Regions from separate parts of the Homo sapiens genome. Here region 1 is linked to region 2. Evidence: read pairs that join two places in POLR2A ChIA-PET (ENCODE). Cell type or tissue: HepG2. All regions are shown on one strand. Each heading gives the region's core, and the rest is flanking DNA. Links, peaks and the distances in the headings are about the cores only.

The links. Peaks named below come from ENCODE experiments on the same cell type or tissue, not always from the same donor. Only the 100,000 strongest peaks of a DNase experiment are listed, where the experiment ranks them.
Region 1: POLR2A ChIA-PET joins it to region 2 with 7 read pairs; 6 of 35 experiments call an interaction of 5 or more read pairs at or near these places.

What each region holds. Positions count from the first base shown.
Region 1 is chr16:10,572,503-10,577,984 of GRCh38, forward strand. All of the region lies in intron 1 of EMP2 (epithelial membrane protein 2), which reads right to left. Among named protein-coding and RNA genes, the nearest start is that of EMP2, 5.4 kb to the right of the region's middle. In HepG2, for the core only: no CTCF peak of the experiment used is centred there; no DNase peak of the experiment used is centred there.
Region 2 is chr16:10,517,484-10,522,706 of GRCh38, forward strand. The region is part of intron 1 of LINC01290 (long intergenic non-protein coding RNA 1290); the gene reads right to left. Among named protein-coding and RNA genes, the nearest start is that of LINC01290, 8.1 kb to the right of the region's middle. In HepG2, for the core only: a CTCF peak has its summit at 4,389 (motif pointing right); DNase peaks (open chromatin) are centred at 3,178 and 4,398.

The DNA.
Region 1 (5,482 bases), core at 244-5,243, 55 kb after region 2:
CTGCTAGATAAATTCCATTACAGGGGCCGAGTCCATCTTTGTTCACTACCCGGCACATAGTAAGCGGCCAATAAATATTAGAATGAACACGTGAGGAATAAATCAGGATAGATGACCTGTCACAGAACTCCCAAGTTCAGGTATTAAGGATTATCTCCAGAATAAATGTCACAGCCTGGGAGTTAGTTTCCAAATAGCACCTCCTCGACCCTCCACATGTCTGTACACAGCCCACCTGTAGCACCCCGCAATCCAATTCTCTGATCCCACTGGCATCTGCCTACTGTCTTCAGAATGCACCTGTCACCCCTCAGCAGACACCATGTTATTCATGCCACAGTTACTAAGCACTCATTCTGGGACGGATGAGGACCTCAAGGCTGGAAAACTGTGATGAGTTAGAGAAGCTCCCATCCCCATTCCAAAGACAAATGTCCACTATAAGACAACTGGGACCCCAAAGCATCTCCTCCATCAGTTCTATGAGAGAAACAGAACCCTCACTTCACAGTGAAAGGGAGTGGTCAGCATGGGTTTATTTTGGCTTTTTTTGTTTTTATTTTAAGAGATGGGGTCTTGCTCTGTCACCCAGGCTAGGGTGCAGTGGCACAATCTCAGCTCACTGCAGCCTCAAACTCCTGGACTCAAGCGATCCTCCCACCTCAGCCTTCAGAGCAGCTGGGGCTACAGGTGTGTGTCACCATGCCTGGCTAATTTTGCTATTTTTTTGTAGAGACAGGGTCTCATTATGTTGCCCAGGCTGGTCTCAAAACTCCTGTGCTCAAGCAATCCTCCTGCCTAACCCTCCCAAAATTCTAAAATTACAGGCCTGAGCCACCACACCTGGCCACGGTTAACCCCCATGAACAGCATCCAGACTGGAAACACATTATGTTCATTGGCATCTGCAATGTGATGTTCCAAGGGGGATGCTCCATGTGGACTGGATGACACCTGCTCACACTGGTCATCATTTCCTTGTCTCTGGATTTTCAAAACAGTCCCTAACTGGTCCATCCATGGAGTCTCTGACCCCCCACAGCCAAAGGCATCATCTCTCCCCATCCTCACACCTGCACAACCTCCATTGCTTACCAAGCTCAGGGAAAATGAGGGCATTATTATTGAAGTCAGTAATTCCTGAAGATACTCTCTTGGTTACAGATAAGGCTTGAGATAAGATTGTATCCTTTCAATCCAGTTCCTTCCCTACCACCCCATCAGAGACAACCACATGGACCTACTCCGATGTCTCCTTCCAGACATTGTTCCTCGTATAAACATGTGAGGCCACAGAAAATACAACAAGAATTTCTGTTTATGTTTATATGAATAATACACTTTTCCACATATACTTCTCCTGGTTGTTCTTTTTTTAAACTCAGTAATGCCATAAAGCTCTTTCCATATGGGTACAATGGATAAACCTTTTTTTTTTTTTTTTTTTTTTTTTGAGACAGAGTCTTGCTCTGTCACCCAGGCTGGAGTGCAGTGGCATGATCTCGGCTCACTGCCACCCCCATCTCCTGGGTTCAAGCGATTCTTGTGCCTCAGCCTCCCAAGTAGCTGGGATTACAGGTGCACACCACCAAGCCCAACTAATTTTTGTATTTTTGGTAGAGATGGGGTTTCACTATATTGGCCAGGCTGATCTTGAACTCCTGAACTCAAGTGATCTGCCTGCCTTGGCCTCCCAAAGTGCTGGGATTAGAGGCGTGAGCTACTGCGCCCGGCCCCTTGTTCTTTTTAACTGCAGTAAAATACTCTGCAAAATGGCTGATGGATATTTAGGTTGCTTCCACTTTTCCTTTTCTCTATTTCTCACCTATCATTGGATATTCTATTCCAATAATGCTCCGTGAGCATCCTCACGCCTGCCTCCTTAGCCAGGTTCTTGGGGATGTGGAAGGGAAGCCCACTTCACACTGTGGCCCCCCCTCATCCCTCCCTGCTCCATCTCCCTCCCTTCATACACTCAGCACTGAAGACAAACCATGCACCCACTGCTCCTCCAGCAGGGTCCCTGCTCGCAATCTCTGCCTTTTCTTTTTAAAAATTATACATTTTTTTTTTTGAGATGGAGTCTCGCTCTGTCACCCAGGCTGCAGTGCAATGGCACAATCTCGGCTCACTGCAAGCTCTGGGTTCACACCATTCTCCTGCCTCAGCCTCCCAAGTAGCTGGGACTACAGGTGTGTGCCACCATGCCGGCTAATTTTTTGTATTTTTAGTAGAGACAGGGTTTCACCATGTTAGCCAGGATGGTCTCGATCTCCTGACCTCACCATCCACCCACCTCAGCCTCCCAAAGTGCTGGGATTATAGGCGTGAGCCACCGTGCCCGGCCCATATATGTATTTCTCTTAATTTAAGAGATGGGTTTCACTCTGTCTCCCAGGCTGGAGTACGTGGAACAATCATAGCTCACTGCATCCTCAAAGTGGCAGCAGACTTGAAGTGGCAGCCTCGAAGCCCTGGGCTCAAGCAATCCTCCCGCCTCAGCCTCCTGAGTAGCTGGGAATACAGGTATGTGCCACCACATCCAGCTAACCTCTGCCTACTCTCTCACTGTTCCTTGTTGCCTGAACTTTCTGAAACCATCACTGCTTGGGGAATTTGAAATATCCTCCCAAGCCCATCTCCAACACTACAGGCTTAAGGAAACCTTTGCACACCACATATGGTGGGCTTCCCTGAAACCACATCTGGTGGCCTTGGTCCTGGAGCTTGCATTCTTTTTTTTTTTTTTTTTTTTTTTTTTTTTTTTTTGAGACAGAGTCTCGCTCCGTCGCCCAGGCTGGAGTGCAGTGGCGTGATCTTGGCTCACTGCAAGCTCCGCCTCCCGGGTTCACGCCATTTTCCTGCCTCAGCCTCCCAAGTAGCTGGGACTACAGGCGCCCGCCACCACACCGGGCTAATTTTTTTGTAATTTTAGTAGAGACAGGGCTTCATTGTGTTAGCCAGGATGGTCTCGATCTCCTGACCTCGTGATCCACCTACCTCGGCCTCCCAAAGTTCTGGGATTACAGGCGTGAGGAGCTTGCATTCTTGGACTTGTCACCCCCATCGCTAGATGATAACCTCCTCTGAAGACAGGAAAATTCCCCACTGTATTGCCAAAGCCTGCAGCAGCTCACTGCACAGAGTTGCTTAATAATAACCCATCAAGATTAAAGTGAGGAAGCCAGCCTCTCCCTCAGCCTTCCTTTGGTTCAAGCAAACCACAAACAAATCAAGCCACTTCCATGTGCATCAATATATCATCTCTTCTGATCCACAGACAGCTGGCAAAGGTCATCAGAGTGGAATCATGACCCTCATTAAAGATGAAGGGACTCCCCTGGAAGCTAAGTTGCAGGTCTCGGTCTGAAGCTGAACATAGGGGCCTCTTTGCAAAAGAAGGGCTTGGTCTGGAAGCTCTCAGATATTTCAGGATGAGTCATGTTTCCAAAAAGTGTGACACGTCCATCCCAGGCCCTCTTATAAAGCCATCTCCCCAAAAGCAGGCACTCTAGTACTCAGATTTTTGCCAAAAGCAAGGACCACTGTGCTTATTAACTAAATTCTTTGAGTATCTTAAAATGTTTTAAAGTTTACAGGATCAACTTTTGTTTCAACCCAAGCAGAAGTATCTGTGAAACCATGGGTTTGTGTGCTACTTACATTTTTTCCCCCAATACCAATCAAGAAGAAGACATAATTATTCTTTTCTGTTTTTATGCCATGGGCCTTTGAGAATTATCTTGTGTGCCACCAGTGGTAACACATTTTGGAAAACATTCATAAGATCAACAAAAAAACTTTGGTTCTTATTTATTCACTGCAAATTTCTTAAATTCATTGCATTTTGAGGAAAGACAGTTCAGAGAAGTTTGTGATCAGGTCATCAAAAGAGAAATCTTCAAAGTGCACGACTTTGCTATTGGGAAAAACTTGCTTGATCTTAAGACTATGAGCGGTCTGCACTGAGACGCTTGGCTTGTCTGTCTGTATATCCTGCATGGTGATGGCGATTTTGCATCCTAGATTTCTCAGGACAATCATGGTGTCAAATATCACCCTGGTGACCCCTCCCTCAGCTCTGGACCCAGAGTTCCAGGAAGCTTCTAGAAGCTGATGTCATCTAGCCTGTCCCTAAAGAGCAGGAACCGGAGAAGTCTCTTCTTCATCCTCAGTCCCTTTTAGATCAACAGAAGCCCAGCTTGCCAAGGAAGATGAGGGCCCCAGGAATTCAATTATTCACTTTAGCAGCTACTCATTAAGCACCGGAGATACTGCATGAACAAAACCAACAGTGTCTCTGCACGGGAAGGAGGGAGGGACTCATTTGGCCAGTTCTCCTCCAGCCTCCTTCCTCCCTATATCCCGCCCCAAGATGGGCCAGCATTCCCAGGGTTCAACAGCTTTGCCCGGGAGCGACCCAGTGCTCAGTGGGAAGTGACCTACTGCCTGAGCGGAGCTCTTGCTCACCATTGTCCCATCAGCACGGGAGCACGGAAATCCAGCCTCCTGGACAGATGACACGTGCTATAAGGGTCCCAGGCCCTGGGGACCTGGGCCTGGAATCCCACTGAACTCCCCTCAGCTGTGGCCTAGATCTAGTCCTGGGTCGGCTGCCAAATTGCTGTGTGACCTGGGCAAGTCACTCCACCTCTCTGAGTGTCCCTAGCTGTCAGTGTCATACTGGGACTTCTAAGGTCCTTATGCCCTGAAATTCTCCAATCTTAGCCCAGGGCTGTCCCGAATGCAGTGAGCTCTCACCCTTTCAGGCACCTGAAGGAGCATGAGTACCTCTGGAGCCGTGCAGGACAGGTGCCCTCATCACCACCACCAGCCTCTGCTCAGGTGTCAGGTTACCAGCCCGGCACTCTCTCGCTGGGTGGCAGCTCTGCCTCTGATATTTTTAGACTCCCCCCTGGCCTGTCCCTAACAAGAGCCAGATGCATCTGATTCCTGCCACAGTGCTGCTGAAATTGCATTCTTTGGCTAACTTCTGCAGGGAGCCAGGCTTCACCACTCCTGGGGTGAGAAGGGGAGACTGCTCTGCCTGTCACCACCACACCAATCCCCATTCCTTCCCTGCACATGCTGAGGCCATCGTCCAAGAGTCAGGCCTCCATCCCTTCTATGATGCCAACTGCCCTCTTCCTTCATTCCAGCTGCTGCTGCCAATCACCTGCCCTCCTGAGACACCCGGACACACACACACACCCCTCCTGCACAGGCATCCCGAGGCTGGCCTTTAACTCTCTCCTCTGGGAGAGATCTGCTCCCTTAATCCCAGTGCCTGGGCCCCACCCCACCTTTGGGTAAGTAACGTCACCGCCTCCCCTCTGGAACTCCCGTGGCTGGAGAGCCCTGCCCTGTCCCCACCTTAGCCCCTGTAGCCCGCGTCAGAGTCCCCACTTGGCCACAGAGCTGGGAAGCAGCCACATGTTGTCCCCCCCACCCCCCCACACACAATTATCTGACCCCCCCCTCC
Region 2 (5,223 bases), core at 224-5,223:
CACGTGTGAGCCACCGCGCCTGGCCTGTTATTATATTTTCAAGACACCTCTCAGGGCCACTGTGTTTATTGTGCTTAGAGAGGGAAAGAAGAGAACTGACAGGTAAGGAGGAAGCTCCGATGCTCTGGGTCATAACCACCTCCTAAACTGAGCTAATTGGCCTAGTTTACGGAATCAAGCATCCCACAAAGTATTCCCAATTGCAATCGCCAACGTCCCTCAATCCAAATCCCTGGAGAGCCTGTCAAAATGGCAGATCCCAGGGCCCCAGCCCTTGAGGTTCTGACTCAGCAAGTCTGGTGCGCAGCCCAGGAATCTGCAATCTCAAGATGTTCCCCATGGATTCTAAGGCAGAGCATCCATAAACCATTCTTTAAGCAACTATTTTCCCAGCCAGCAAATTATAAAGACTTTTTTCAAGTACAACGAGACAGAAAGCCAAGTGAAACTTAAAATTAGTTGACCTGCTGGCTAAATCTGCTAAGTGGGCACTTGCCCCATATCACCCTCTGGCTCTCTGCTTCCTCTGCCAGGGAACGAGCTCAGCAGATGAGGCTGGAGCATAGAGGGCGGAGTCGCCTGTCCTTTAGCAGGTGCTCTGGTTACTGGGTCAACTCACACATGGGGCAGGGAGGCGGAGCCTGCAAGTCCCACCTTGCCATTGAGTGGAGGCAACTGTTTTTTGTGTGTGAATATTCTTGTTTTGTTTTGTTTTGTTTTGTTTTGTTTTGTTTTGTTTTGAGACAGAGTCACTGTGTCACCCAGGCTGGAGTGCAGTGGTGCAATCTCGGCTCACTGCAAACTCTGCCTCCTGGTTTCAAGGGATTCTCCTGCCTCAGCCTCCGAGTAGCTGGGATTACAGGCGCCTGCCACCATATCTGGCTAATTTTTGTGTTTTTAGTAGAGATGGGGTTTCACCATCTTGGCCAGGCTGGTCTCGAACTCCTGACCTCTGGTGATTTGCCCGCCTCAGCCTCCCAAAGTGCCAGGATTACAGGTGTGAGCCACCATGCCTGGCCTGGAGGCAACTCTTGAGGTTGGGATGTCTGCAGTTCAGACTGAAGGCTCCTAATCCTGCTTGGAACTCCCAGCAACCTGCCTCACGTTCATCCCATAGGAAAACCTACAGGATAAGCCAGCAGCTGCTCCACGTGCTGACTGCACACCTTCCTGCTCTTCCCCGACTCCTCTCGTCTCCCGATGACAAGATCAGCCACCGCCTGCTCTAGATGACCCTTCTGATTCAGTCCTGCTGTTTGCAGCCTCCCCACTTTAGCGGCTTCAGCACTTCTCTAACCATGTTTCAGGTGACACTGTCTTTTTCTTTTCCTTCCTTCCTCCCTTCCTTCCTACCTCTCTTCCTCCCTCCCTCCCTCTCTTCCTTCCTCCCTTTCTTCCTTCCTTCCTCTCTTCATCCCTCCTTCCCTCCCTCCCTCCCTCTCTTCTTTCCTTCCATTTCTCCCTCCCTCCCTTGATTCCTCTCTCCCTCCCTCCCCCTTCCTTCCTTCCTCCTTCCCTCCCTCCCTCCCTTCCTTCCTTGAGATAGAGTCCCATTCTGTTGTCCAGTCTGGATGGAGTTCAGCGGCATGGTCTCAGCTCACTGCAGCCTCAAACTCCTGGGCTCAAGGGATCCCCTTGCCTCAGCCTTCTGAGTAGCTGGAACTACAAGTGCACACCACCACACTCAGCCAATTTTAAAACTTTTGTAGAGATGGGGCCTCCCTATGTTGCCCAGGCTGGTCTCGAACTCCTGGCCTCAAGCAACCCTCCCACCTCAGCCTCCCAAAGGCTCCCCTCGCTTCCCTCCCCTCCATTCCCTCCCTTCCCCTCCCCTCCCTCCTCTCCCTCCCCCTCCCCTCCCTCCTCTCCCTCCCCCCCTCCCCCTCCCCTCCCTCCTCTCCCTCCCCCTCCCCTCCCCTCCCTTCCCCTCCCTTCCCGTTCCCCTTCCCCTTCCCCTCCCTCCCCTCCCCTCCCTTACCTTCCCTTCCCCTTCCCCTCTCTTCCCTTCCCCTCTCTTCCCTTCCCCTTCCCCTTTCTTCCTTTCCCCTTCCCCTCCCCTCCCCTCCCTTCCCCTCCCCTCCCCTCCCTTCTCTTCCCCTTCCTTCCCCTTCTCTCCCCCTTCCTTCCCCTTCCTTCCTCTTCCTTCCCCTTCCTTCCCCTTCTCTTCCCCTTCTCTTCCCCTTCCTTCCCCTCCCCTCCCCTCCTCTCCCTTCTCTTCCCCTTCCTTCTCCTGCCCTCCCCTCCCTTCCCTTCCCTTCTCTTCCCCTCCCTTGTCCTCCCCTCCCCTCCCTTCCCCTTCCCTTCCCCCCCTTTTTTTTTTTGTTTTTTTCAGATGGAGTCTCACTCTGTCACCCAAGCTGGAGTGTAATGCCATGATCTCAGCTCACTGCAACCTCCGCCTCCCGGGTTAAAATGATTCCCCTGCCTCAGCCTCCAAGTAGCTGGGACTATAGGCACACGCCACCATGCCTGGCTAATTTTTTTGTATTTTTAGTAGAGACAGGGTTTTACCATGTCAGTTAGGCTGGTCTCATACTCCTGACCTCAAGTGATCTGCCTGCCTTGGCTCCCAAAGTGCTGGGATTGCAGGCCACCGCACCCAGCCTCCTTTCCTTTCTGAGACAGTGTCTTCCTCTCTTGCTGGAGTGCAGTGGCACAGTCACAGCTCACTTCAGCCTCAATCTCCTGGGCTCAAGCGATCCTCCCACCTCAGCCTGCTGAGTAGTTGGGGCGACAAGTGTGCCACCTCACCTAGCTAATTTTTAAAATTTTTTGTAGAGACAAGGTCACACTACATTGCCCAAGCTGGTCTTGAACTCCTGAGCTCAGGTAATCCTCCTACCTCAGTCCCGCAAAGTGCCAGGCTTACAAGCATAAGCCACCACATCTGGCTTGCCATCATTTCTTTCTGGATAGGACAATGGCAGACCACAGCAATTGAACTTCCCTTCCTGGCCAAAAAAATAAAAAATAAGCATAAAAAATCTGTGCTTTAAAGTAACCCTGTGCCAAGGTGAAGTAACACCTCTCTTCTCTTACATGTGTTCAAGACCCTGGTGAAATTAACTATTGTCCTTCTACAAACACAGAGAAGCCGTTTCTTCCTGGTTCCTCTGGTCTGTTTGTTTTAGCTGATGACAAATATTGAGCAAATGTGCCGTTTCAGCTTTGGGATGGGGAACATCCCGTGCTGTTCTCCTGTGTGTTCAGAGAGACAACAAGGGCCCTGGTGGGGGAGACTGTCATTGGCTTTCCTTCCAAATGGGTGTGAGCTACTCTAGGCCAACCACCTTCGCTGGCAATTTCCAACAGCCCCCAAGTAGCCCCACCATCATGGTTGCCAATCACCGTATTTCCTGGTGTATATAGGACCCAACAGCAGTGGCTCTCCCTTGGAGGCAATTTTGTCCCTACCCCTTGTAGAGGGCATTTGGCAATGTCTGGAGACATCTTTGGTTGTCACAGCAGTGGTGGGGGGTGGGGTGCACTGTTGACATCTAGTGGGTAGAGGCCAGGGATGCTGCCACACATCCTACAGTGTACGGGACAGTCCCCACCAATAATTCTGCAGCCCAAATGTCAATTGTACTGATGCTGCAAAACTCTGCCCTACAGGTATACAATATGGAGTTCTTACAAGAAAAACTTTACAAAGAAAGAAACTTTTGAAAGAAAACACTCACAGAGACTTTTCATAATACACCTATTTAAAATGAGTTCAAGGCTGGGTGCGGTAGCTCATGCCTGTAATCCCAGCACTTTGGGAGTCTGAGACAGGGGCATCACTTGAGCCCAGAAGTTCAAGACCAGCCTGGGCAACATGGCGAAATCCTGTCTCTACAAAAAATACAAAAATTAGCCCGGCGTCGTGGCATGTGCCTGTGATCCTCCCACCTACTCGGGAGCTGAGGTGGGAGGATCATTTGAGCCCAGGAGGCAAAGGTTGCAGTGAGCTGAGATCTCACTACTGCACTCCAGCTTGGGTGACAGAGCAGGACCCTGTCTCAAAAATAAATAATTAATGAATGAATAAAGAGTTCATAATAGGTTTGTACTGAAAATATATTCTTTTTCTCATGCAAGTATAGTCAATTCTACACTGACATTCCGTTGCAAACTGTAAATCTGTCTCAATGTAGTAATATACTACTAACAAAAGCACAAAAATCACATGGCTAATCCCATGGCTATATATTAATAAATTGAGATAAATGAAAGTAGGTACATAGCCATGTTCTAGCAGTAACAGATTTAATTCTAAATTAATCAGGATTTGTACACATCAGCTTTTATCAACTGCGTTGGGTTTGGCTAAGTTGGATGTGCAATTGGTATCTTTGCTTCAATGTTTTATTGCTATACCGTGTTGTCACATGCCACCACTAGGGGGTGGTAGTAGTACCCGCTCTTCCACTTTCTGGACGCTTGGCTTCCCCTGGCCATGAAGCAAATGCATTGGAAGCAGGAAATTTTTGAGATACATGTTTTGAGGGAGGAGTAGAGATTCATTCCACATCTTGACATGTAAAACACTTTGGGTCTGGGCGTGGTGGCTCATGCCTGTAATCCCAACATTTTGGGAGGCTGAGATGGGCAGATCATTTCAGGTCAGGTGTTTGAAACCACCCTGGCCAACATGGTGAAACCCCGTTTCTACTAAAAATACAAAAATTAGCTGGGGGTGGGTTGGGTGTGGTGGCTCACGCCTGTAATCTCAGCACTTTGGGAGGCCGAGGCAGCCAGATCATGAGGTCAGGAGTTCGAGACCAGCCTGACCAACTTTGTGAAACCCTGTCTCTACTAAAAATATGAAAATTAGCTGGAAGTGGTGGGGGGTGCCTATAATCTCAGCTACTCAGGAGGCTGAGGCAGGAGAATCGCTTGAACCTGGGAGGCAGAGGTTGCAGTGAGCCGAGATCACGCTGCTGCACTCCAGCCTAGGCGACAGTAAGACTCTGTCTCAAAAAAAAAAAAAAAAAAAAAAAAATTAGCTGGAGGTGATGGCACATGCCTGTAATCCCAGCTACTCAGGAGACTCAGGCAGGAGAATTGCTTGAACCTGGGAGGTGAAGGTTGCAATTAGCCAAGATCATGCCACTGCACTCCAGCCTGAGCGACAGAGTGAGGCTCCGTCTCAAAAAAAAAAAAAAACAGGAAACAAACTTTGCGAGACCAAGGTGGAAGATCGCTTGAGCCCAGGAATTCCAGATTGCCTGGGAAACA